Linked DNA regions of Homo sapiens: region 1 is linked to region 2. Evidence: read pairs that join two places in POLR2A ChIA-PET (ENCODE). Cell type or tissue: GM12878. All regions are shown on one strand. Links, peaks and the distances in the headings refer to the core of each region. The heading gives the core; the rest is flanking DNA. Region 1 has its middle 43 kb from the start of MEAK7. Region 2 overlaps COTL1 (coactosin like F-actin binding protein 1).

Evidence for each region. ChIA-PET counts read pairs that join two places held together with the same protein. Peaks named below come from ENCODE experiments on the same cell type or tissue, not always from the same donor. Only the 100,000 strongest peaks of a DNase experiment are listed, where the experiment ranks them.
Region 1: POLR2A ChIA-PET joins it to region 2 with 5 read pairs; 19 of 35 experiments call an interaction of 5 or more read pairs at or near these places.

What each region holds. Positions count from the first base shown.
Region 1 is chr16:84,541,643-84,553,920 of GRCh38, reverse strand. No RefSeq gene overlaps it. Among named protein-coding and RNA genes, the nearest start is that of MEAK7, 43 kb to the right of the region's middle. RefSeq lists enhancers at 4,280-5,029, 5,781-6,531, 6,532-7,283, 8,773-9,272, 9,273-9,774. In GM12878, for the core only: no CTCF peak of the experiment used is centred there; no DNase peak of the experiment used is centred there.
Region 2 is chr16:84,600,688-84,612,765 of GRCh38, reverse strand. The region is part of intron 2 of COTL1 (coactosin like F-actin binding protein 1); the gene reads left to right. Among named protein-coding and RNA genes, the nearest start is that of COTL1, 11 kb to the left of the region's middle. RefSeq lists enhancers at 5,748-5,797, 5,998-6,057, 6,218-6,337, 9,088-9,297, 8,763-9,327 and 1 more and a silencer at 9,349-9,643. In GM12878, for the core only: no CTCF peak of the experiment used is centred there; a DNase peak (open chromatin) is centred at 4,796; H3K4me3 peaks cover 4,321 bases; H3K27ac peaks cover 4,170 bases.

The DNA of each region.
Region 1 (12,278 bases), core at 1-5,000, 57 kb after region 2:
TCCGATCCCTGGGGTGCAGCTCTGAGGGTGTGCTTGGCTCAACGGTCCCTCGGGAAGGTTTCTGATTCTCCGTATTCCTGATCATGGCAGCCTTGCTGGTGAGTCGGTTCTGCAGCATCTGGGGGGTCCTTACAGCCCTCCATCCAACCCGTCAGTTTCGTCAGCATCGAACACCTTGTGTTCAGTTGTCTTCTGCCTGAAATGCTTATGTAGGGAAGGAAATTGTTCATTTTCCTCTACCCATCTTAGGTTCCTTAACTGAGGCCCTGTGAAATGACAAAAGATTGAGGCTGCAATGAGCTGTGACAGTGCCACTGCACTCCAGCCTGGGTGAGAGTGAGAGCCTGTCTCAAGACATATTAACTAGAGAAAAACCAACAGAAGTTTATTAACATGTGTGTCACAGATACACCCAGGATCACCCACTGACAAGTAACTCCAGGGGTGGTGAGAACTTGAACTTGCATTCCACCTCAACCAAAAAAGCAACTCATCTGTACAGAAGGGACAAGACCAAAAGAAAAAAAGAGAAGGTCTTGAGAGTTTCTGGGGCAACAGAAGATTGGGGGAAGGCAAAGATGGGGAAACCGATAGAAGATAAGGGCCAGTTAGCAACATTTGTTGCGTAGATTCCTGTGGTGCCATCTGGGCAGTAAGGGTCTAGGGCTGTGTCTGGTGATGAATTTCTGCCCTTCCTGGTAGAAAGATGGCCAGGAGGCACTGTTAGAAATATATGTCCTGCTTTTAGGGCCAGGCATGGTGGCTCACGCCTGTCATCCCAGCACTTCGGGAGGCCAAGGTGGGCAGATCACTTGAGGTCAGGAGTTCAAGACCAGGCTGGCCACCATGGTGAAACCCCATCTCTACTAAAAACACAAAACATTAGCCGGGCATGGTGGCAGGTGCCTGTAGTCCCAGCTACTCAGAAGGCTGAGGCTAGAGAATCGCTTGAACCTAGGAGGTAGAGACTGCAGGAGCTGAGATCGTGCCATTGCACTTCAGCCTGGGCAACAAGAGTGAAACTCCATCTCAAAAAAAAAAAAAAAGCTGGACATGGGGGTATGCACCTGTAGTCCCAGCTACTCGGGAAGCTGAGGCAGGAGAATCACTTGAGCCTCGGAGGAGTTTGCATTGAGCCGAGATCACGCCGCTGCACTACAGCCTGGGCTACTGAGTGACACTCTGTCTCAAAAAAAAAAAAAAAAAAGAAAAAAAGAAATCTATGTCCTGCTTAAATAGGGTAGGGCAGAGCTTTTCCTTCATCTGCTTCTTCTCAACTGTCTTCAGCTCAAAATAATCCTGATGCCAGAATGGCATATTTTGGGGTGGCCTAGTCTGTGACCCTCTGGCAGAATAGAATCATTCCTACTTTGGGCACCAAGCCTGACTTATACCACCCTGCTGGGAACCCATCCCTGCTGCCTGGTGTGTGAGCCCACCCCGCTCCATCCTCTCCAGCTCTTGACCCTCAGCCTGATTCAGGTCTCAGGGGTGCTGCTGACCTCCAGTGTGGACAGTCCCTCTACCCTGCCGCTGTCTGCACAGAGGTATTTGGGCCCCTCTGAGAGAACAGAGCATCGGGTGTGGTTCTGGGTCCTCACCACGCTCTGATTTCTAGACCTCTCACTTAACAATGAGGAAGTTCAAGAGTCACTAAGAAATAGTTCAAAACTGAAAAATAACAAGTCTGGGCTGGACACAGTGGCTCATGCTTGCAATCCCAGCACTTTGAGAGGCTACAGAGGGAGGATCACTTGAGCCCAGGAGTTTGACACAAGCTGGGAAACATAATGAGGCTCCCCATGTCTACAGAAAAATAAAGATTAGCCAGATGTGATGGTATGCACCTGTAATCTCAGCTACTTGGGAGGTTGAGGCTAGAGGATCACCTGAGTCCATGAGGTTGAGGCTGCAATGAGCTATGATGGTGTCATTGCACTCCAGCCTGGGTGACAGAGTAAGACCCTGTCTCAAAACAAACAAACAAACAAACAAACAAAAAACAAAACAAAAGATGAGCTGGCTTGAGAATTTCTCCCAGTGAGGGGGAGGCCAGTCAGGGGGGACCAGCTTTCCTTTATGAACCTTAAAAATTTAGTGATTACATTGTGAGCTTGTTTTAAATTTAATGTTTCAATCTTTTTTTTTTTTTTTTTGAGACAGAGTTTTGCTCTTGTTGCCCAGGCTGGCGTGCACTGGTGTGAGCTCACTGCAACCTCCGCCTCCTGGGTTCATATGATTCTCCTACCTCAGCCTCCCGAGCAGCTGGGATGACAGGTGTGCACCGCCATGCCTGGGTAATTTTTGTATTTTTAGTAGAGACAGGGTTTCACCATGTTGGCCAGGCTGGTCTCGAACTCCTGACCTCAGGTGATCCACCCGCCTCAGCCTCCCAAAGTGCTGGGACTACAGGCGTGAGCCACTGTACCTGGCCCTTAATCTTTTTAACTGTGAAAGTAATACATATTCAATGTAACTAATTTTAATAATACAGAGTATATAAAATAAAAAGTGAGAATTCTGCTTCATACAGCCTCCCTTCTTTGAGGTACTTGCTATTTATAGTTTGGTCTATATTCTTCCAGACTTTTCTTTGTGCATGTACACATACACACACTTGTACAAGAATGCATAGATTTCTTTTTTTTTTTTTTTTTTTTTTGAGACAGAGTCTCACTCTGTCGCCCAGGCTGGGGTGCAGTGGCATGATCTAGACTCACTGCAACCTCTGCCTCCTGGGCTCAAGTGATCCTTGTGCCTCAGCCTCCTGAGTAGCTGGGACTATAGGCACCCACCACCACACCCAGCTAATTTTTTGTATTTTAGTAGAGATAGGGTTTCACCATGTTGCCCAGGGTGGTCTTGAACTCCTGAGCTCAGGCAATCTGCTTGCCTCGGCCTCCCAAAGTGCTAGGATTACAGGTGTGAGCCACCGCACCCGGGCCATGCATAGATTTTTTTTTTTTTTAACAAAATGAAATTTTATATATGTAAGTGAAATTGTACATATACAATTATACATGAAATTATATATATATAATAGGTATATGTGTAGTTTTGCAATTACATCAAGGAAACTGATGAAATTGCATCAATTATTTGCATGTCGTTAACAACACCTCAAGGAAAATGTTCATATAGAGATATCTCATTTATTGAAAAAGTCTCCAGTATTTGAGATTATGGAGATGAACTAGTCCCCTGTTGACAGACACTGTTGAGGCTGACGTCTATACCCCATAAAGGATCCTACCAACGTGATGGGGGTATCACTCTGTGATTAGATTAGAGTGTGTTTTATGACATTGTTGACTTTGAGAATGGGAGATGACCCTCAGTGGGCCTGACCCAATCAGTCGAGCCCTTAAAAGGGCTGGGATTCTTTCTGACAGGGAGATTGTAAGTAGGAGAGGGATTTGACTTCAGGGAACAGGGAAATTCTCCATTGTTGCGGGGGGTGGGTCAGAAAGGCCTCCAGGAGGTAAGGATGGCTCATGGCTCTCACAGTTGGGAAATACGGGAACCCCTGTCTTAAAGCCACCAAGTGATCTCAGAAGAGGCCCTTGGGCTCCAGGTGAGAATGCAGTGAGCTGGCACCTTGATTTTGGCCTTAGGATGCCCTGAGCAGAGAGTCCAACCGTGCTTGTCCAGACTTCTCAACTGCAGAACTGTGACATCACCAGTGACTTGGGTGTTTTTATGGGGAGGGAAGAGTGTTGTCTGAAGTCATCAAGTTTGTTGTACTTTGTTACACAACAAAAGAAAACTGGTAAGGCATTCCTATGGTTTCCAGCAATTGCGCTTTTAAGGAACACTTCTGTCTTGAACCTCCTTTCACACAAGTCTTTATTTCAGAATTTCTGTGGGGTGGATTTCTAAAAGATTTTTGGGCTAACCATTTAAATTATCGATGTGTGCTGCATGAGCAGTGGCTCATTCCTGTCATCGCAGCACTTCGAGAGGCCGAATTGGGAGGATCACTTGAGGCCAGGAGTTTGAGACCAGCTGGGGCAACAAAATGAGATCCCCGTCTCTACAAAAAATAAAAATTAAAAATTAAAACATAAAAAAGGACATTATGGATGTGAATTACCAAATTGTCCTCCCGAAGCCACGTGTTGATTGACAGTCTGCCCCCTTTCCCCTGCCCTCACCAACAATGGATATGAGTCATCTTTTTTTAACTGTGGTAAGATACACGCGACATAGGACTTACCATTTTAACTATTTTAAAGTGATCCAGTCCGTTGCATTCAGCACACTCACGATATTGTGCCACCCCCGCTGCTCTAGCCCCAGAACTTTCCTGTCACCCCAAAAGGAAAACTCGTATCAATTAGGCAGTCACTCCCCACCCCCTCCCTGGCCCCCGGCAGCCACTCATCTGCTTTCTGTCTCCTATCATTAATCTTTTACTTGTTGCCAATCGGATACACAAATAGGGGCATTTATTTCAAGCTGCTCTGATGACAGGATGTGCACACAGCTCTCTCTTCCTGGAACTCAGACAAGCGCATGTCCCGGTTGCCGACAGAACGGCCCCACCACAGGTCAGGGCTCCGGACGCATGGACACATTCTCTGCCTTTCCTGCTTCTCCCAGCAGGCCCTGTCTCTGCCACCTCCCCATCAGCCCCGTGTTCTCCAGCTTGAGACCTTGGCATGTCCTTCCTCCATCCTCCTGCCTCTCCTCCTCCACCCTCTGTATCACTGGTGGCTGATTCTAAGTGGGCAAGGCCTCCTGCGTCTCAGCCTGCCTCCCTGCTCGGTTGAGACTCTCGTCTGGCATGGGGTTGGCTGCCCCGGGGCATCTCTGGGCAGGGGACTGGGGATCCAAGGCCTCCGGGGCCTGGCAAGTACGGGGAGGAGGGCTGGAGGCTGGGCACCAAGGAGACAACAGGGAGAGGTGGGGACTGTGGCCAGGGGAGGGCGCGTGTCTTTCTAAAGAGGGCAGCTGCATGGTGACTGTGTGCTCCCAGATTTTCTTATTTTCTAAAGGAGTCCTAAATATAGATATTTATATACAAGTGATTGACATTTCATCAAAACAAGCACATTCTCATTACCCTGGCCAACCAACACGGAGGAGTCGGGGTGGTGGAAGCAGGCAGCCACTCGCCCCACAGGCTGGCTCCGTGTGAGAGGCGAGGCGTGGAGACAGCAGGTCTCCAGGTTGCTGGAGGCTTGAAAGCCTGAATAGATGCACCCGGCTGCATCTCCAGGTCCCCAGGCTCCTGCCAGGCCAGGCTCTTTGTGGATTCTAGAACATTCTCTTCAGCTGCCTGAGCCCCTGTGGCTGTTTCCATGGCCCTGCAGGGTCTGAGGGAAAAGTGAGCCCTGTGCTGCTTTTTTTTTTTTTTTTTTTGAGATCGAGTTTCACTCTTGTTGCTGCCCAGGCTGGAGTGCAATGGCACAATCTCGGCTCACCGCAACCTCCGCCTCCTGGGTTCAAGTGATTCTCCTGCCTCAGCCTCCTGAGTAGCTGGGATTACAGGCATTTGCCACCACGTCCAGCTAATTTTGTGTTTTTAGCAACGACAGGGTTTCTCCATGTTGGTCAGGCTGGTCTCAAACTCCTGACCTCAGGTGATCTGCCTGCCTCAGCCTCCCAAAGTGCTGGGATTACAGGCGTGAGCCACCGCGCCCAGCCGTGTGCTGCTGTCTTTAGAGCCTCTCGAGGCCCCGCTTTCGGCTGAGCACCCCCCCCCCTCCTATGTGACATGGAGATGCCCCAGGCCTGGGATTGTCCCCGTGGATTTGCGAGCATCTTGGGCAGATGCTGTGGGAGGGCCTGACCTCTCCTGCAGGGTGAATGAACTGTTTGTGTATGTGTGTGGGTTGGGCGGGTGGGTGCTGGGTTATTCCTGGGCTGACAAAGAGACCCCAACCCCAAAGCCCAGCCTCGGGAAGCAGGCTCAGCCCACCAGCTGTCAGGGAGGGATCCCGGGCTGGGGGAGTTGGAGGGGGCTGTCAGACAGAAGAAAATGTTGCCTCCCACAAGCCCCTGGGGGCCTTCAAACCCGGCCCCTGCTGAGATGTTTTTCTAAAAGGCTCTTCGTGGCAATAGCCATTAGGCCCAAAGGTCTGCAGTTGATACGACCTTAGGGTCTCAGGTTTCTTTGAGTCTCAGGTTTCTTTGACGTGTGGAAAGGCATTCCCTCTGGGCCTCCATGGAGCCTACAGCCTAAACAGGGGCCCCTGAGCCACAGCGCTGCTGCTGCAGAGGAGTTGGCTGGGTCTTCTGGGGGTAGGGGCAGGACAGAGGGAAGCTTCTGTTTTCACTTGGGACCTACGGAAAAAGCGCCGTAGTGGGAACTTTGGTGACATCATTCTCTCCTATGAGAGGCGGCGTGGTTAAACCATTTTACACAACAGGAGACTGAGGCTCAGAGAGACGAAGCTGGTTGCCTGAGGAGGTGGAGGAGCTGGGATTTGAACTCGTCAGTGAGCTGGACAATCTGGTGTTTCCCCTCTTCCCTCCTTGCTTTCCTCCCTTTCTTCCTTTTCTCTCTCCCTCTCCCCCTCCCCCTTTTCTCTTCCGTTACTCCCAGAACCGTCCACCGTGGCCTCTTTACATTCCAAGCTGGATTTTCTCCTGATCGCTCCAGTTCTCGAGGCGAAAAGCAAAGTCAGTGCTATGCAACAAGGCCGGCTGTGGTTGTGCCCCCAATGTCTCACTGGCTTCGTCGCCCACCACGGTCCTCATTTATTCTGTTGCAGGCCCTCGGGTCTCCTCGCTGGGCCTCCTGCTCACACAGCACCATCCTGCCTCAGGGGGACTCCTGCTGTGCCTGGAGCCCACTGACCTCTAAGTACCCATGCTGGTCCCTCATTCATGCAGCTCCCTGCTCAATGTCACCTTAGTGGAGTAGAATGTCACCTTGCCCTGACCCCATTCTAAAACAGCACCTGTGTCTTTTCGAGGTCCCCGAGCCCCACTTATGTTTCTTTGTAGCACTTATCACCACCTGATACCGTGTGTCTATTCGCTTGTTCATTGCTGTCTTTCCCCGCCAGAAGACAAAGTGTAATCTCCAGAGGGTAATCTCCAGTAGAGCAGAGACTTCATTTTGATCGTCGTTACTTGCTCAGCACCAAGAACAGTTCCAGGCATGGGGCAGGTGCTCAATAAAACTCGTTGAATGCATGACTCTGTATCTGTATCTATGTCTATATAGATAAATAGCTTAGCTTTATTTATTTATTTATTTATTTATTGAGACATGATTTTGCTCTGCTGCCCAGGCTGGAGTGCAGTGGTGCCATCACGGCTCACTGCAACCTCTGCCTCCCGGGTTCAAGCAATCCTCCTACCTCAGCCTCCTGAATAGCTGGGACTACAGGTGTGCACCACCACGCCCAGTTACGTTTTTCTATTTTTTAGAATAGAAATCTGGGATTACAGATTTGAACCACCACACCTGACCAGCATTGTATTTTTTTAATGCAGACAGTTCTGTAACTTTTTTTTTCATGTATTAGTCTGTTTTGGAGACCTTTATACTTCACTGCATATAGACTGGCTGTCCTCAACCACGGGCAATTTTGCCCCCAGGGAACACTCGGCAATGTCTGGATGCATTTCTGGGTGTCACACCAAGGAGGCTGGTGCTACTGGCATCTGGTAGGTAGAGCCAGGGATACCGCTAAACCTCCTGCAATGCACAGGACACTCCCCCCCCCAACCACAAAGGATGATCCAGCCCAAATGTCACTTGTACCCATGTTGAGAAACCCAGATATAGACATAGCATTCTTTCTTATGGTAACAGATTCCATAGTGTAAATGTACCATCATTTAACCACTCACTTACTGATGAGCATTTTAGGATATTTCCAATTCTTTACTGTTGCAAACAATGCTGCAAGGAACATCCCTGCATAAGCATCCATGCCTCTTCATGCACATGGGCAGGTATTTCCCGAGGACAGATAGCCAGCAGAGGGTCAAAAGAGGACGTGCACCATGTTTTATTTTTTATTTTTTTTGAGATGGAGTCTCGCTCTGTCCCAGGCTGGAGTGCAGTGGCGCGATCTCCGCTCACTGTAACCTCTGCCTTCTGGGTTCAAGTGATTCTCCTGTCTCAGCCTCTAGAGTAGCTGGGATTACAGGTGTCTGCCACCATGCCTGGCTAATTTTTGTATTTTTAGTAGACACGAGGTTTCACCATGTTGGCCAGGCTGGCAAACTCCTGACCTCAGGAGATTCACCCACCTCGGCCTCCCAAAGTGCTGGGATTCCAGGCGTGAGCCACCGCCCCTGGTCAGGACATGCACCTTTGACATGGAGACAGCCTCTGTCAAGTCGCCCTTCACACAGGCTGTAACCAAAGCACACTTCCAGCACAGCATGGCAGGGGTGCCAGCTTCCACCATCTGTGCTGTGGGTGATGGCTTTGAGACCTTCCCCAGGGGCCTCTCAACACAGTGCACTTAATCAGAGGGAGACTTGTCCTGAGCATGGAGCGAAGGCAATCCACTTTTGCTGTTTCTCTCTGTGCCAGCTCCTCCCCACCCTTCTCTGTGACACTTCAGATCCCAGCTCTGCCACTTATCGTCACCTCACCTCTCCGTGCCTTAGTTTCTCCATCTGTAAAATGGAGCTAACAATAGCAACTTCTGCTCAAGGAGAGTTGGGAGAATTACATAAGTTAATACTTGCAAAAACTTTCAGGCCGGCTAAGCAGTCCTCGAACATGAGCTATTATCCTGTGACATTCCTCCAGAGACAGCAGCGTGCATCATCTATAGTGCCGAAAATTGGAAGCAGGCAGGTGTCCCCCCTGTAACGGAAACACCAAGTGCTTTGCACGGCACCATGAAGCAGCGTGATATCCAGGCTTTAAAAATAATCCCAGGATTCAGGCTCAGGGGTCAGCCAGGAGGAGAGGACACCCGAGAATAGCCCCGATGGAATGCAAATCCTGAATTTACCCAGGAACTGGCCAAAGGGGCTTTTGAGCCTGAACGAGGTCAATTATCCTAAAGTGCCACCTTTCCGAGTTTTCTACTACTTCATAAGCACACGGAGTGCAGTTAGAAATTGAATTTCATTTTTGCACATTTAAACGAAATGATCCTGGGGACTCTGGGGCACAGAGGAAATGCCCAGATGGTGTGAAATGAGGGTGTGTGCAGCCCCTGATGCCCCCGGCCCAGGTTTCAGGCCTCCAGGCCCCTTCGTCTGCTTTATTTTCTTTGCAGGAGTCTCGGGCTGCAATGACATGGTTTGCTTCGGGTTCTCCGGCGCCGCCTGCCTCCTCTGTCAGATGCCGGTGTTCGGGGGTGGCTTCGTTGGCTTCCTTCCTTCTCTGTTCCAGACCTAAGAGGATGCCTGGGCCCTCGTGGGTGCTCGGCAAACAGGTGTTCCGTTCCCGTTGTAAAATATTGGCAGTGTGACAATGACTGCGGGGGAGTGTGGGGGCAATTCCGAACTGTGTGTAGATCAGGCTTCATGACATAAAAAGTGGGGAAAGTTGAGATGAGCTGTACACAGATTTCTCCAAAGGTCAAACTGGCACCTCCATGAGTTACGTGTACAGAAGTAAAAAGAATCTTTAATAAATCCAGAAAGGGAAGGTAGGGGACGGCCGAGGCCAGGGCACCAGGTAAGCAGGAAGGTGGCGTGAACGCTGTTTGTAATGAATGTTCCCCTTGGGGACACCTGGCAGGGAGGACCCTGTGCACACATCCCAGAGTGCTCTGGGAACCCCTAGGAATCCATTATAAGGACAAGACAGCTATTTAATTTCCCATGAGTCATATTTCTTTTCCAGTGTTTTTATAAGAGTTAATGTCAGAGGCTAGGCCAGGCGCAGTGGCTCGCGCTTGTAATCCCACTCTGGGAGGCTGGAGCGGGGGATCACTTGAGCCCAGAAGTGTGATATCAGCCTGGAAAACATGGCAAAACCCTGTCTCTATGAAAGAAATTTTTTTTAATTAGCTGGGCGTGGTGGCATGCCTGTAGTCCCAGCTACTCAAGAGGCTAAGGTGGGAGGATCACCTGGGCTCAGGGGTTCGAGGCTGCAGTGAACTATGATGGTGCCACTGCACTCCAGCCTGGGTGACAGAGCGAGACCCTGACTCGTAAAACAAACCAGAGAGTTAAAGTCAGAAGGCTTGTCCACGGTTCCTTAGGTTTTGTTCCAAAACGCACATCTGGGCTGTGGTCACAGAGTTGCTTATTTCAACCCTGGGATGACCTAGTGGCCCCTTTACCAAAACCACCTTTAGTGACCTCTCATTGGTAGCCTGAAATCAGCCACAATGGAAGTGTTTACACCAGGGAAATTGGAAATCAGTAAAGGCCTTCCTTCCAAGCCATTGTTAAACAGTTACCAGCACACCACTGCATGCCCACAGCTGTTCTAAGAACTCTACATAATTCACTCATTTAATCCTTTCGGCCACCCTGTGATATGTGGTATTATTATTATTCCCATTCTACAGATGGGAAAACTGAGGACCAAGAAGTTTAAGTAACTTGCCCAAAGTCACACAACTGTAGAGGATGCAGGCTTTAAACCTAGACATTCTGGATCCACTGTCTGTGTTGTTGACTGCTGAACTCTATAGCTCACTGAAACCCTGACTTCGTGGACATTATTGCTTAGAGTTATGCTGAGAAAGGCAGAAAAAAAAATCACACAGTAGGTTGACTTAAAAAAATATGGGCTGGGTGCAGTGGCTCACGACTGCAATCCCTGCACTTTTGGAGGCTGAGGCAAGAGGATCACTTGAGCCCGGGAGTTTGAGACAAGCCTGGGCAACATAATGAGACCCCTATCACTGTAAAAAAAAATTTAAAGGCTGGGCGCGGTGGCTCACGCCTGTAATCCCAGCACTTTGGGAGGCCAAGGCGGGCAGATCACCTGAGGTCAGGAGCAGAAGTTGGAGACCAGCCTGGCCGACATGGCAAAGCCCTGTCTCTACTAAAAATACAAAATTAGCTGGGCATGGTGGTGCATGCCTGTAGTCCCAGCTACTCGGGAAGCTGAGGCAGGAGAATCGCCTGAACCCGGGAGGAGGAGATTGCAGTGAGCCAAGATTGCACCATTGCATTCCAGCCTGGGCAACAAAAGCAAAACTCTGTCTCAAAAAAAAAAAAAAAAAAAGATTAAAAATTAGCTGGGCATAGTGGTGCAGGCCTGGAGTCCCAGCTACTCAGGAGGCTGAGGTGGGAGGATGGCTTGAGCCTGGGAAGTTGAGGCTACAGCCCCCACCCTCATCCCGAGCTGACCGCTGCCTGGACCTAACACCTGAGCTTGGCTTTGCTGGTTTGTGTTAATGTTTTACACACAGGGTGGACTTTTTGTCTGGCTGCTTTCCCTCCCCGTCGTGTCTGAACTCCATACAAATTTAGGGTTTAGTTGTAAATCATTCTTTCTCAACTTTTGCACAGTTTTTCATGGTTGGTTGTATATGTTTTGGGGAGACAGAAGACATCAACCAATACATGATTTTCACAAATTTACACCCCTATTTATTCACCCATTCCACTGTGATGAGTATTGGGGTGGTTTCTTATTTGAAGCTATTATGAAGAGAGCTGCTATGAACATTCTAGGACATTCTAGGCTTTTGGTGTGTACATTTCTATTGCGTATATCCTAGGAGTGGACTTGCTGGGTCATAGGAATACAAGCGTCCAGGGAAAGATGGAGTTTTATCTGAAATCTCCTGACTTTACAGTGACAGAGGCTAATGCATATATTTTTTTAAACAACAAAGACTCAGCCAAGCAAAACATTCTTCAGGCAAGTCAGACCTGCTAGTGGCCAATTTACAGCCTTTAGTCTAGATTAGACTTCGCTTTCTCTACTAGCCCAAGATCTGTTTCATTGTTTCATTTTGTTTTTTACATTTTTATAACTGTTTTCATTATAAAAGAACTATAACTGCATTATGAAAAATTCAGAAAATGGAGTAAAGAAAATAAATTCACCAAGAGTTCAGCCCCCTAAAGCAAACACAGTCATAGCTTCGTATATCTTGTTCTAGTGCTTTTTTCCTGTGCATATGTATTTTAAAATAAATTTGCAATATTGCTTCATATAAATTATATAAACTGCCATTTGATGTGATCATTTTTGCATTTGCCTGTTATTACACAGTCGTCATATTCCACTACGGTCGGTTTTCGATTCACTTAATTTTCTGAGTAGAGAAAACAATTCCTGTCTTTCTATTTTAGACTTATTAAATCTATAAATAAAAGGCTGCTGGAAAGAGGGCGTTTTCTGCTATAATAATAAGGCTTTATTCAAGGCATAAGGAATG
Region 2 (12,078 bases), core at 1,787-6,786:
TTTTTTTGAGACAAAGTTTTTCTCTGTCGCCCAGGCTGGAGTGCAGCCTCTGCCTCCCGGGGTCAAGAGATTCTCCTGCCTCAGCCTCCCAAGTAGCTGGGACTACAGGCATGTGCCACCACACACGGCAAGTTTTTGTATTTTTAGTAGAGACGGGGTTTCACCATGTTGGCCAGGCTGGTCTCAAACTCCTGACCTCAGGTGATCCACCTGCCTCAGCCTCCCAAAATGCTGGGATTACAGGCGTGAGCCACCGCGCCCGGCCTCAAATAATTATTTTTACTCTGATAGCACTCGTAGAGGCATTATGCTTTCCACTCGGAAGCTTTCAGTACACGTCCCCACTCAGCACAAAGTAGGCACCTGGCCCAGGCTGGTATGCAATAGGCATTTGGCCCCATGTGGACACGCATTAGACCCTTGGCCCGGGTCTGCATGAAGGAGCATGATGAGAGGTGCTTAGCTCAGTAGTTCAAGGTTTGGGTTTTGTCCGATTGCCTGGGTTCAAATACCTGCCATTCATGTGCTCTGGAGCAGGTGAGTTACCCATCTGGTAACCTGCTACAGTGTGGTCATTAGGAGGATTAAGGAAGCAAGTCCTTATGCTGCTTGGGACATAGTGAGCACTCCATAAATGTCAATTACTGCGATTGCCATTTTTGTTTTTGGAATTCAAGTGATGTGGAAGTAGCGTTCAAGAGCACCAAGAAGATGGAAGGGGGAGAGATGATGGGAAGGAAATGGGTGCTGAGCTGGGCTGGAGGGTCACAGGTTCACCTGACAGAGCCACTGGGAGCCTGGAGCAATCAGGGCTCAGCTGGCAGAGGTGGAGGGAAAGGGGCCATTTGCCAGACCGGTTGTATGATCTACCTGGCCACAGCAGAAAGGGCTTACAGATCACGTATGTGTGGCGAGGCAGTGGCTGGGGCTGTCTGTGAAATCACATTTTGTTTCTGCACCATTCAGATAATACATATTCTCTGTGGCATACTCATAAAGCAAGACTAAACCAAAAGAAGAGAATACCAAGTAGATATAGTTCAGATATAGTTTTGCAAACACTCAGGAACTTGTTCCTTCCTGTGTTTATTCCTTCATTCTCCTGTTTATTCATTTAATTCATTCGACATATGGGACTGCTACTCTGTGGGGCACGACTGTAGGCACTGAGGATAAATACAGAAGCAGAAAAGGCGCCTGTCCTCGTGGAGCTGACATTTTATTGTCATCTCCCAGGACAGACCGCTGGTCTCATTTTTATCTATATTCTTGAAATAGTTTTCTGTATGTAATTCTACTACAAAAGGGGATCATAGATATTTTAGAGCCACCTCCCACAACAACTGTAATGCCAAAGTTTCTTCCCTATCTTCCCCTCTTCTTCTGCAATACCAGTTTAAAAATGGCTACGTAGTTTCTCTCATACAAATGTGACATTGTTAAAGCAATCCTCTATCCATGGACCTCAAATTATGTGTTGCAAGCAGTTTTATTTTAGAAGGAATCCAGGCATCTGGGAATGAGTCCAGTTTTCTGTTGGTGCAGATTTTAGAGCTGATTGGTTAAGAGCATCAGTGGTGAGGCTGGGGCGTCTTGCTTTGAACGATAGCCTTGCTGTGCTGTGTGACCTTGGGCAGATCTCCCAGGGTCTGTGTTTTCTCGTCTGTAAAGGTGGGGATAATGATTGCATGTAGGTTGCTGTAAGGATAAACTGGCTTGTTCCATATAATGCTTGTAGAGTACTGCCTGACACAGAGTAAAGCTCAATAAATGTGGTTATTGTTAAAGTAGCACCTTCAGAAGGTGTTACATATCAATGGATAGGTTGAAATAAATTTGAGATGTGGGGTGGTTACCAGAAAAGGCTTCTTCATGAAGGGCAGCATCATGAAGATGCTTGGTTGGAGGCAGGTGCCCTGTGACATTTGTTGGATGATGGTCTGGGTGGAGATGATATTCCCATGAGGCTCTGGTCAGCCAGTAGTGTTTAACCCAAAACACCACAGAGAGAGATGTAGAGATTGATGTTTTTTTTTCTGTCCAGCATTCCCTCCTTTGGGGGAACCTCTCCCTTCCATTTCATAATAATCCTGGTCAACCAATGTAGTTCCTGTGAGAGTGCACATAACCCAGACCTGTCCAATCAGAGCAAGCCACTCTTCTGCTAACCGATTGGTTCAAGGGCCCTTGTGACTCAAATCTAGCCAATCAGATTCATCCCTGAGACTTTGGACAGAGTTGTTGGTAAAGAGTCTTTTTATCTTTCTCTGGGATTAAAACAAATAAGAATAATGAGGGCTTGGAGCTCACAGGGCATGTCTACCATTTATAGAGAGTACCTGTCTGAGAACTCAGGAACAGAGCCTGGTGGTGGGAGTGGAGACAGGTGACGTGCCAGAAAACTCTGGGATCCAGCCATGCCTGAAGCTTTCTCTTTAGACGGTTCACTTTCATGAGCCAAGTAATATTTTTTCTCAGGCCAGTGTGAGTGGGTTCTGGATTTAGTTTCCATCTAAAAGAGTCCTGGCCATAGTCTCCAGGTTAGGCAGCTGGACACAGTCTCAGAGGAGAGGAGAATCCAGGCTGGACAAGGAATTTAAAGCCTCTCATGTGAGAACTGACTGAGGAAATTGGGCATATTTAACCTTGTGAGACCAAGAGGAGAGATCCTTGGGAGACACCAGTGTTGTCTTCAGATGTTTGAGGGGCTGTCATGTGGTAAGTGTGGACTTCTTGTGTTCCTACCCCCACACCAACCCTATGTGGTAAATGGGACCACGCAGTAGGAATTCAGGGATAGTGTGTTAGTCTCTTCTCACGCTGCTATGAAGAAATACCCGTGACTGGGTAATTTATAAAGAAAAGAGGTTTAATTGGCTCACAGTTTTGCATGGCTGGGGAGGCCTCAGGAAACTTACAATCATGGCAAAAGGGGAAGCAAACACATCCTTCTTTACGTGGCAGCAGGAGACAGACTGAGAGCCAAGTGAAGGGGGAAGCCCCTTATAAAACCATCAGTTTTGTGAGAACTATCACCAAAACAGTATGGGGGAAACTGCCCCCCTGAGTCAATTATCTCCACCCCGTCCTGCCCTTGACACTTATTACAATTCAAGGTGAGATTTGGGTGGGAACCCAGAGCCAAACCATATCAGATAGATTTTGGGTTGACCTGGAGAGGAAGAGGCCCTTAAGGTAGAACGGGCTACCAGAGGAGAAAGTGAGGCCCCCATCACAGGAGGTATGTCAGGAGAGTCCGACTAACCACTTGGCATAGATGTTGAAGAAAGGATTGAAGGAGGCCTTCCTTGCCTCTGCACTCTCCTGTCTCACAGCCCCATTTTCTGGCCTGCTATGCCTCCAGGAAGACTGACTGGCCTTAGTGCAGGCCTAGGGGATGCCTCTTGGAGGTGGCATCAGCCCTACCTGGATGACAGAGACTGAGAGTGGCAGAGAGGTGGTTCCTACGGAAAACTGGAGTATAGCGACCAAAAGAAGGGAGCTGGAATGCGAAGGAGTCAAATTCACTTGCTGTCCATGACCTCTGCGTATATGGCAATACAACACACAGAGAGCCGGCAGTCTATTTATCGTGCTGTTTTGCACCTGAATATTTTTTCCCTAGCTGAACATACACACCCGGGTTTCAGAAATTTGGGCGAGAAGGGAAGGAGAGAAATTGCTTTCTTTCCTAAGGTCTAAGGGAATGTGACATCAAAAAGAAGCTCCAAATCTGTGACAGGGCTTTGGGCAGTTATAAAGTGCTGAACAGTCTGTCCGTTAATGCATGCGACAAACATTTTATTGGGTTCCTACTTTGCTCCAGAAACAATGTTGGGTTTTTAATTTAATTTAATTTTTGAGACAAGGTCGTGCCCTGTCACCCAGTCTGGAGTGCAGTGGCACGATCTTGGCTCACTGCAACCTCTGCCTCCCAGCTCAGGCGATTCTCCTACCTCAGCGTCTCCAGTAGCAGGGACTACAGGCGCCTGCTACCACGCCTGGCTCATTTTTGTATCTTTTGTAGAGACAGGGTTTCACTATGTTGTCCAGGCAGGTCTCGAACTCCTGGGCTCAAGCGATCCACTTGCCTTGGCCTCTCAAAGTGTTGGAATTACAGGCGTGAGCCACCCCGCCCGGCTGGGTTTTTGTTTTTAAGTGGTACCCTGAAGGGCTGCGAAAACATTACCTTTGTAATTTTCTGCACTATCCAGTCTCCCATTGCCTTCTTTGCCCACAGATCTGTTGCTGGGAGGCCCTGAGCCACGCTGCATAGCTTTTTTGTGTGTCCACAGGGGCGTGGGCTTTGTGGTAGCTCTTTCAGTCTACTGCATGGTGATGTTTGTGCTTTCTTTTCTGTTTGTGGCTGTGTCACCACAAACAGAAAATGATGAAGGATGATAGATGTGTATCTTCCTGGTAAGTACAGTGTCTCAAGTTCAAAAAAAGCATTCCCTAAACACTAGGTGAATTGGGTTTTTGTCCCTTGAAAATATTCAGAAGTTAATGCAAACTTTTTGAAAGCATCCCTTACAGATTTTATAGGTGTTATAAATACCTCCTTGTCTCCCATCCTTTCTTTACCCCATTTCATTCTGGTGCCCACCCACACCCAGAGCATGGAGCTCTATGTCTAGGTCTTTGGTAAATATTCCAGTTGCCAGATTTAGTGGTCATTTCTTTGTCTCTGATCCACTTTACCTCCCTCCAGCATTTGCCAGTGGCCAGCACCTCCTGAAAAGATAGTCCCCCTCGCTTGTGCTTCTGCTTCTGCGTGGCTAGACTTGCCTAGTTCTCCTTTTATGTCTCTCTCCTGTCATTCTCACTTCCTTCTGCTGCTGCTTCTGCTTCCTGCCCGATAAGTCTAGGCGTTTCTTAGGGCTCCACCCTTGATCATGACCTTGTCTTCTCCGGGACATTTCTCGAGCATCTACTATGCCCCAAGCCCTTTGCCAAGTACTGAGTTGAGTCCTTTCCCTGACCCCAGTGAGCTTGCAGTCCAGGCTAGGGGTGGCTTTCTAACCTTCAGGTCAGATTGCTCCCCCGCCTCCCACTTCCAACACCTTTTCTCCATAAGGTCCAAACGCTCAGACATGACATGGGGTGCCCTTTATGACAGGTGCTGGCCAGCCGACCCCTCCAGTGTGTGTCCCCAACACACACGATGCTGACCTTAGGGATGCCCAAGTCCCAGGCCCTACGTAGGAGCTCTGCGTGTGTTAGTTTATCTAATTTATCTTCTCTCTGAGGGAGTAATGAGCAGAGTGACACCCACAAGTAGAAATTATCCCCACTTCACTGAGGAGGAACCTGACATTTTCCTTGGAGAGCCAGAGTCGCTTGCTGGAGATGCTGCAGTTGGGAAGAACTGCACTTTGAATCCAGATCTGTGTCCGAGGCTCTCAGCTCTTCCCCTGTGCCGCGCTGGCCTGCCTTCCCGCTTCCCTAGGCCTGTGGACTCTCTTCCCTCTGCCTGCACTGTCTTCATCTGTTTCGCCTTCCTGGAGGACTCCTACACACCCGTCAAGGCCCGGTGTGAATGTTCCCTCTGCTCGGATGCCCTCCTTGTCTTTGTGGTGTTGGTGTCCCGTATGGTGGTCGTGTGCATGTCTGTTTCTTCAACTCCTTGGCGAAGTCCTCCTGGAGAGAGGGACTTTGTCCCTTTGGTGGTGGTATCCTTGGCGGGGAATCCCCATCCTTCATGGTTAGATGGCTGCCAATCTCTTTCCCCCATGGGTGTGTTGCTCCCTTGAGTGGGCCCAAGTCATGGGCTGAATCCTGGGTCATAGGCTTTTCCCAGCACGTGCTGGCTGTCCACTCCTTTGTCTCTTGCTTATAGAAGAGAACCCGTAATGCCTGGGTTCAAATTTCAGCTCTACTTCTTATGGGCTGTAGGCGCCTGGGACAGAATCCTACAGTTACTGCTGTGGGCACCTGGGACAGAATCCCTCAGGGACCCTAAGAGGAACATGGAGGGTGCAGCCCTGGGAGGCGGGGGCACGTAGCCACCGACTCTTATCCCCCATTGGTTGAGGGGTCCTTTAGGGGCTTTAGGGTTTCTGCACTCCAGGCTGTGCCTCTGTGAGGTTGAGCAGCTAGACGTGGCAGGATGTCATGGTGTACCCAAGTGGCTACGCCCACTACCACTGAAACCAGACATGGCCTTGGAGAAGGTGACAAGGAGTCAAAAAGCATCTCCTTGCAGCATTTAGCAGTGCCTAAGATCATAGCCACATGTGCAGTTATGCACCTGTTTATCTTGTGACTTTCCTGGGAGCATCCAAGCCCCGTGGGGCAACCAGGTCAGCTTTGTTCTCTGCAGTATTGGCAGCGCTGGGAACAGTACCTGGCAGCCTGCACAGATGTTGTTGAGTAGGCAAATGAGTGACAGTCCATGTAGATGTCTGAGAGCTAAGCTCACACAGGAGGGCCCGCCGTCCCCTCCTCCAAAGTAACAGCCCAGTGGCCCACAAGGCTCCCGGCCGCTACCACTGGCCATGTGACTGCTCTGGCCCCAGGCCTCTTACTCCAGAGCCCAGGCATCGCCACCTTCCTCTCCCACTTAAGCAAGTGCCTGTGACTTTTCTGATTCAGCTCAGTGGCCTCAGCAGTGGCAGGTCCCCAGAGGCTGGTTTTTGAAGGCAGGCATGGCACGTCAGCATTTAATATTTTATTTCATGAGTGCATTTTGAAATTAACCTGCCATAGATCTTGTTTTTAGTTCTGTACTTAGTTTATGGTCATCACGCTTTTCTTCATGCACTTATTCTTACTTTGTCTTCTAGGTACTTAGGTAAGCTTCCTTGCGAGCAATAAATAAATAAGTTGATAACAACAATGGTTAACAGTGGACCTTTATTAGGCCAGGCATTAGCCAGGGTCATTGTGTTACTTTCCTATGGCCACTGTAACAAATGACCACAAACTTGGTGAATTAAAACAACATAAATGCATCATCTTATAGTTCTGCAAGTCAAAAGTCTGACATGAGCCTCACAGGACTAAAATCCAGGTGTGGACAGGGCTGCTTTCTCCTGGAGGCTCCAGGGGAGAATCCATTTTCTTGCCTTCTTGTGCTTCCAGAGACTGCCTGCATTCTTTGGCTTGTGGCCACTTCCTCTGTCTTCAAAGCCAGTACTGGCAGGTCGAGTCCTCATGATGCCAGCTCTCTGGTTCTGGCCCTCTTCCCCACCCTTCCCCATTTAAGGACTGCAGTGATCACGTGGGTGTCACCCAGATAACCCAGGAGAATCTCCCATCTCAGGATCCTTACCTTAACCACACCCTCAAAGCCCTTTTGCCATGTGAGGGACATATTCACAGTTTTGGGGTTTAGGACATAGATGTCTTAGGGGCCGTTGTTTTGCCTGCCGCAGTCACTTGTGATTTCATTTAATATGCCCAGTGACCCAGCATCGCGGGCCCTGTTGTTATCCCATTTCACAGCCGAGGCAGTACGCAGGCCAGGCTGCAATTCTTACCTGGCGTGTGTGCTTCTCGCCCCCACTCCTGACACCCCCTGCACCCCAGCTTGCAATGTAAAATCTTTGTGAAACAAGAAGGGAAGACCACGGGAGGCTCTTCTGTGGAACACCGTGGGGCAGACCTAAGGCCCAGGCCCAGGCCATGGGGGGCCGTGGGAAGTGTTTAGAGGCCACTGTTGTTTAGAGGCCATTTCTGCCATTGTTGTTGACACAGAAAGCCTGTGCGTGTGTCTGGGGAGCAATGCTCCTTAATTCCTGAACCCGAGTGTTCCCTCCTGCCCTGGAGAGACTTTCCCAGGAAATCCCGATTTCCCTACTTTTGCCTGCAGGGCTCGCCTTTGGAGGTCTGCTCTGACCCGGAAGCACTTTTCTCCCCGTTTCTGGCTAGAATTCTACGCTGCTTATAAAATGGAGTGTATTGTTCATGGCTTGCAAATAAAAGCTGCTGCTGCTTCAGGCGGGCCAGGGGTCAGCTGGAGCTGGGGGAGGGGTGAAAAGAACCTGGCTTGAGATGCAAAGAGCCAGGCTCCTGGCGGCCCCTGTGTGACCCCTACAGCCACAGCCCCCTCTGGGCCCCTGCCTAACAGAGGGACAGAGAGAGGGCTGTGTCCACCCTGCAGCTCTCTGGATTTGGCCAAACCTGGCTGCTGTGTGGCCCATTCTTGGGAACACCACACTCTCTTCCTGGGTGACTTTGGTCACTCATCCCCCCAACACATATAAACTGAGCACTCACGGTCTGCTGGGCACTCGTGCTGGGAGAGCTCAGTGGGGTGCATCACCATGCACAACCTTGTGAATGGACCGAAACCCACTGAAATGTCCACTTTCACAGGGTGCAGTTCATGCTGTGTAAATAATATCTTAGGATGAAAAAGCATAAAGAAAAAAGGAGGATGAGGCTCCTGGGTGGGCAGGAGGACAGGAACCTAGTAGGGCCATGGGGTGGGGGCCGTGGGAGGGGAGCGTGGGTGGGGAGTGAGGGTGGAGAGCAGGGGGTGAGGGCTGTGGAGGGTGAGTGTGGGGTGGGGAGCAGGGGGTGGGGACCGTGGCATGAGGGCTATGGCCGGTGAGTGTGGATGGGGAGCGCAGGGGTTGGGGAGTAGGGGGTAGTGTAGGTGGGGGCCATGGGGTGAGGGCTGTGGAGCAGGGAGCATGGGTGGGGAGTGGGAGGGGAGCATGGGTGAGAAGGCGGTTGGGGAGTATGGGGTTGGGCCGTGGTGGGGCAGCGGGAGGGAGAGGGGAGTTGCGGGGGTAGTAGGGAGTGGGGAGCATGGGGTGGGGGCCATCAGGGAGGGAGGTGGGTGGGGAGTGGCGGGTAGAAAGTGGGGGGAGGTGGGTAGCTGGCAGGGCCCAGGGTGCAGTGGCCCCGGGAGCCATGTGAGGCCTCTGGGTTTTCCTGGAGCAGTGCGCATTTTATTCTGATCACTTTTGTTTCATGTCCTCCTAGAACTTTGCCTTGGCCCTTTCTGTGGCTCATTCCCAGCTGGGCAGGGTCTTATTCTGCCACTTCTTCTGGGTCCCCAGGCATGATGCGCCAACCCCACAGGCCCTGAGCAGCCCTTTTCCCTGAGCACAGCCCTGCCTCTCCCCTCTGAACTCCCGGCTCCCCCACTGCCTCCATTCGCTTCATAGTCTGTTGCCATTGTCACCGTTGGTCCCAAGGCCGCCTTGTCCTTATCATCCTCACCTAGCGCTTCCCAACACTTCCTGTGTGCCAGGCCCGATTCCCAGGGCATCACCCCCTCAGCTGGCTGATGAGGATCAACGTGCTGTGTCACCGATGAGGAGACCTCCAGGGGGAGGCTTGCTGGTCCCCTGGGCTCTCAGTGGGTCCCCCTGTGTTTACGGCAGAGCTGTGACGCCGTGTTGTACCCACGGCCGGGTTTCCAGTGTGTTCACTCAGAGCCTGGCGCAGAGCCCTGGCTGAGTCACACTTCGTTGCCTCAGTCCTTTGGGAAGAGGGGAGGTTCTGCCTCGGATGTTGCATGGGGTAATGAATAAGTGAATCCGTAGAAGAGTAAAGTGAGTCAGCTGTCCCCGTGGGGGCTGGTGTGCGCAGGCTTGCGGGCTGGAGTGTTGTTAAAGTCCACGGGGAAGGAAAACTGGCTGCGAGTCTGCCCCCACCAACCAGGGGCTCCCAGGCAGAGATGGAGAGGCCTCCGGGGAACTGGGGGGCAGAGAGGGGAAGTCGCTGGGCCATTGTTACATGGGAGGAAAGGGGCAGAGCCAGGACCTGAACCCTGGTCTCCAGGCTCTCATGCCGCTGAGGTTTCAAGCCAGCTGCGTCCCTCTGGGCTACCGTTCTTGGTGCATGTGAAAGGTGGAGAAGCAGCTTCCTTGTTACGCAGGCATCACTGACTCTGGCATCGCTGACTCCAGCAACACTGCCTTTTTGGCCTTCCCTTTCCATGCACTTTTTTTTTTTTTTGAGATGAAGTCTCTGTCGCCCAGGCTGGAGTGCAGTGGCATGATCTCAGCTTACTGCAACCTCTGCCTCCTGGACTCAAGCAATTCTCCTACGTCAGCCTCCCGAGTAGCTGGGATTACAGGTGTGCACCACCATGAATGGCTAATTTTTGTATTTTTAGTAGAGACAGGGTTTTGCCGGGTTGGCCAGGCTGGTCTCGAATTCCTGAGCTCAAGTGATCTGCTCGCCTTGGCCTCCCAAAGTGCTGGGATTACAGGCATGAGCCACTGCGTCTGGCCACATGTGCTTTTATTAAACCACAAATTTGTCAAAACAAATCAGTTGTTATGTCTGTCCATATCCATTCGTTCCTGCCTGTCTATTCATTCCTGCTCTCTGGGGGTGGAAGTCACACTTTAAAAATCCTGACAAAGAATTGGTTTTATTCTTTTTTTTTTTTAATTAAAAGAAAAAAAGTTTTTTGAGACAGAGTCTCACTGTGGCCCAGGCTGGAGTGCAGTGGTGCGATCATAGTTCACTGCAGCCTCAACCTCCTGGGCTCAAGCAATCCTCCTGCCTCGGCCTCCCAAAGTGTTGGGATTACAGGTGTGAGCTGCTGTGCCCATCTGCTTGGTTTTACTCTTATAAAATGGCACCCCCCCCACCCCCATTGAACTGAAACGCAGCTGCAAATTTGGAACTGAAAAGCCTCTGAGAAGTCAAAGATGCCATGTAGATGCCCTTCATTTATTCGGGAAGTATGTATTGAGTACATGTGGGGCATCGTCTGGGTGCTTTGGATGTGCTAGGGAACGAGATTCCTTCCCTCCTGGAGTAGGGCTGAGCAAGCTGAAGGAGGCCTGTAGCTCATTCTGAGCCTTTAAGCTCTTAGTTTGCACACAGTTATCATCAGCTGCATCATATGCCCTTCTGGCTTGTGGTGAGTCGGAAAAAGAGAGAAGGGCTGGTGGAGGAAGGCGTTTTGAACTTGCCAGCAGAGGCTGTTGCTTTGTCTGGAGTTCTGTCACAATCTCCCTCTCAAATTGTCAACAAGAACCCTCTTTGTCCTTACCCTGTTCTCTGGAGGAACTCTGAGTCATCCTTCAAGACCCTGATCAGGATGGGTGCGGTGGCTTATGCCTGTAGTCCCAGCACTTTGGGAGGCCAGGATGGGGGGATCACGAGGTCAAGAGTTCGAGACCAGCCTGGCCAACATGGTGAAACCTGGTCTATATTAAAATACAAAAATTAGCTGGGTGTGGTGGAGCGTGCCAGTAATCCCAGCTACTCGGGAGGCTGAGGCAGGAGAACTGCTTGAACCCGGGAGGCGGAGGTTGCATGAGCCGAGATTGTGCCCCTGCACTCCAGCCTGGGTGACAGAGCAAGACTCCGTCTCGGGGGGATAAAAGAAAAAGACCCTAATCAAACATCACCTCCTCTGCAAAGCCAGTCCTGGTCACAGCTGCCCAGGCAGAGCGGATTTCCTTCTTTCCTTGATGCTCCTGTAACTGCCAGTCACAACTCTTTGCCATAGCAGTAATTTCATGGTATTCACACACTACATTTTTGTTTGCTATGGTAGACTGTATATTTTTTGAAGGTAGGGATTGCATTTTCAGCAAAATCCCTGTATCACAGATTGTCAGTAAGTGTTTGTCAAATAACCAACCCACAGCGATGGAAGAGGCAGCACAACAGTGAAAAGCAGACACAAGAGTATAAAGCAGTGTGTGCCAGGGCTGTTCAGTGATTGGGAGCCAGACGCTGAACCCCTCAGTGGCGCAGCGTCTCCTTATAGATGCTATAGATACTGTAATAAGGTCCTCAGAGCCTCCAGGGACTGCTTTACAGCCACTCTTCTCTAAGTCAGAGGGTGGAGTCAGGTCTAACACACTAACTCCCATTTAAGGAAGTAGAGAATTATCATGAAAGAAAGTGCTAGTGCTTTGTCATAGGGGGAAAACCTTTAGCTCTCGGTTTAATTTGGGTATCCAGATCAGCTTATACCCTGGAGGTTCTGCCGAAGTAATCATCTTTCTTTTCCTCTGGCCATCCTGTACTTCATTTTCTTATGTTCTCTGTCAAGCTAGGAAAGCTGGGTCATTCACACCTAGTGAAAATGCAATGAATCGGGGATCATTTGAGGAGTCTCCTGCGTGGGATATCAAACCGCATTTACAGTGT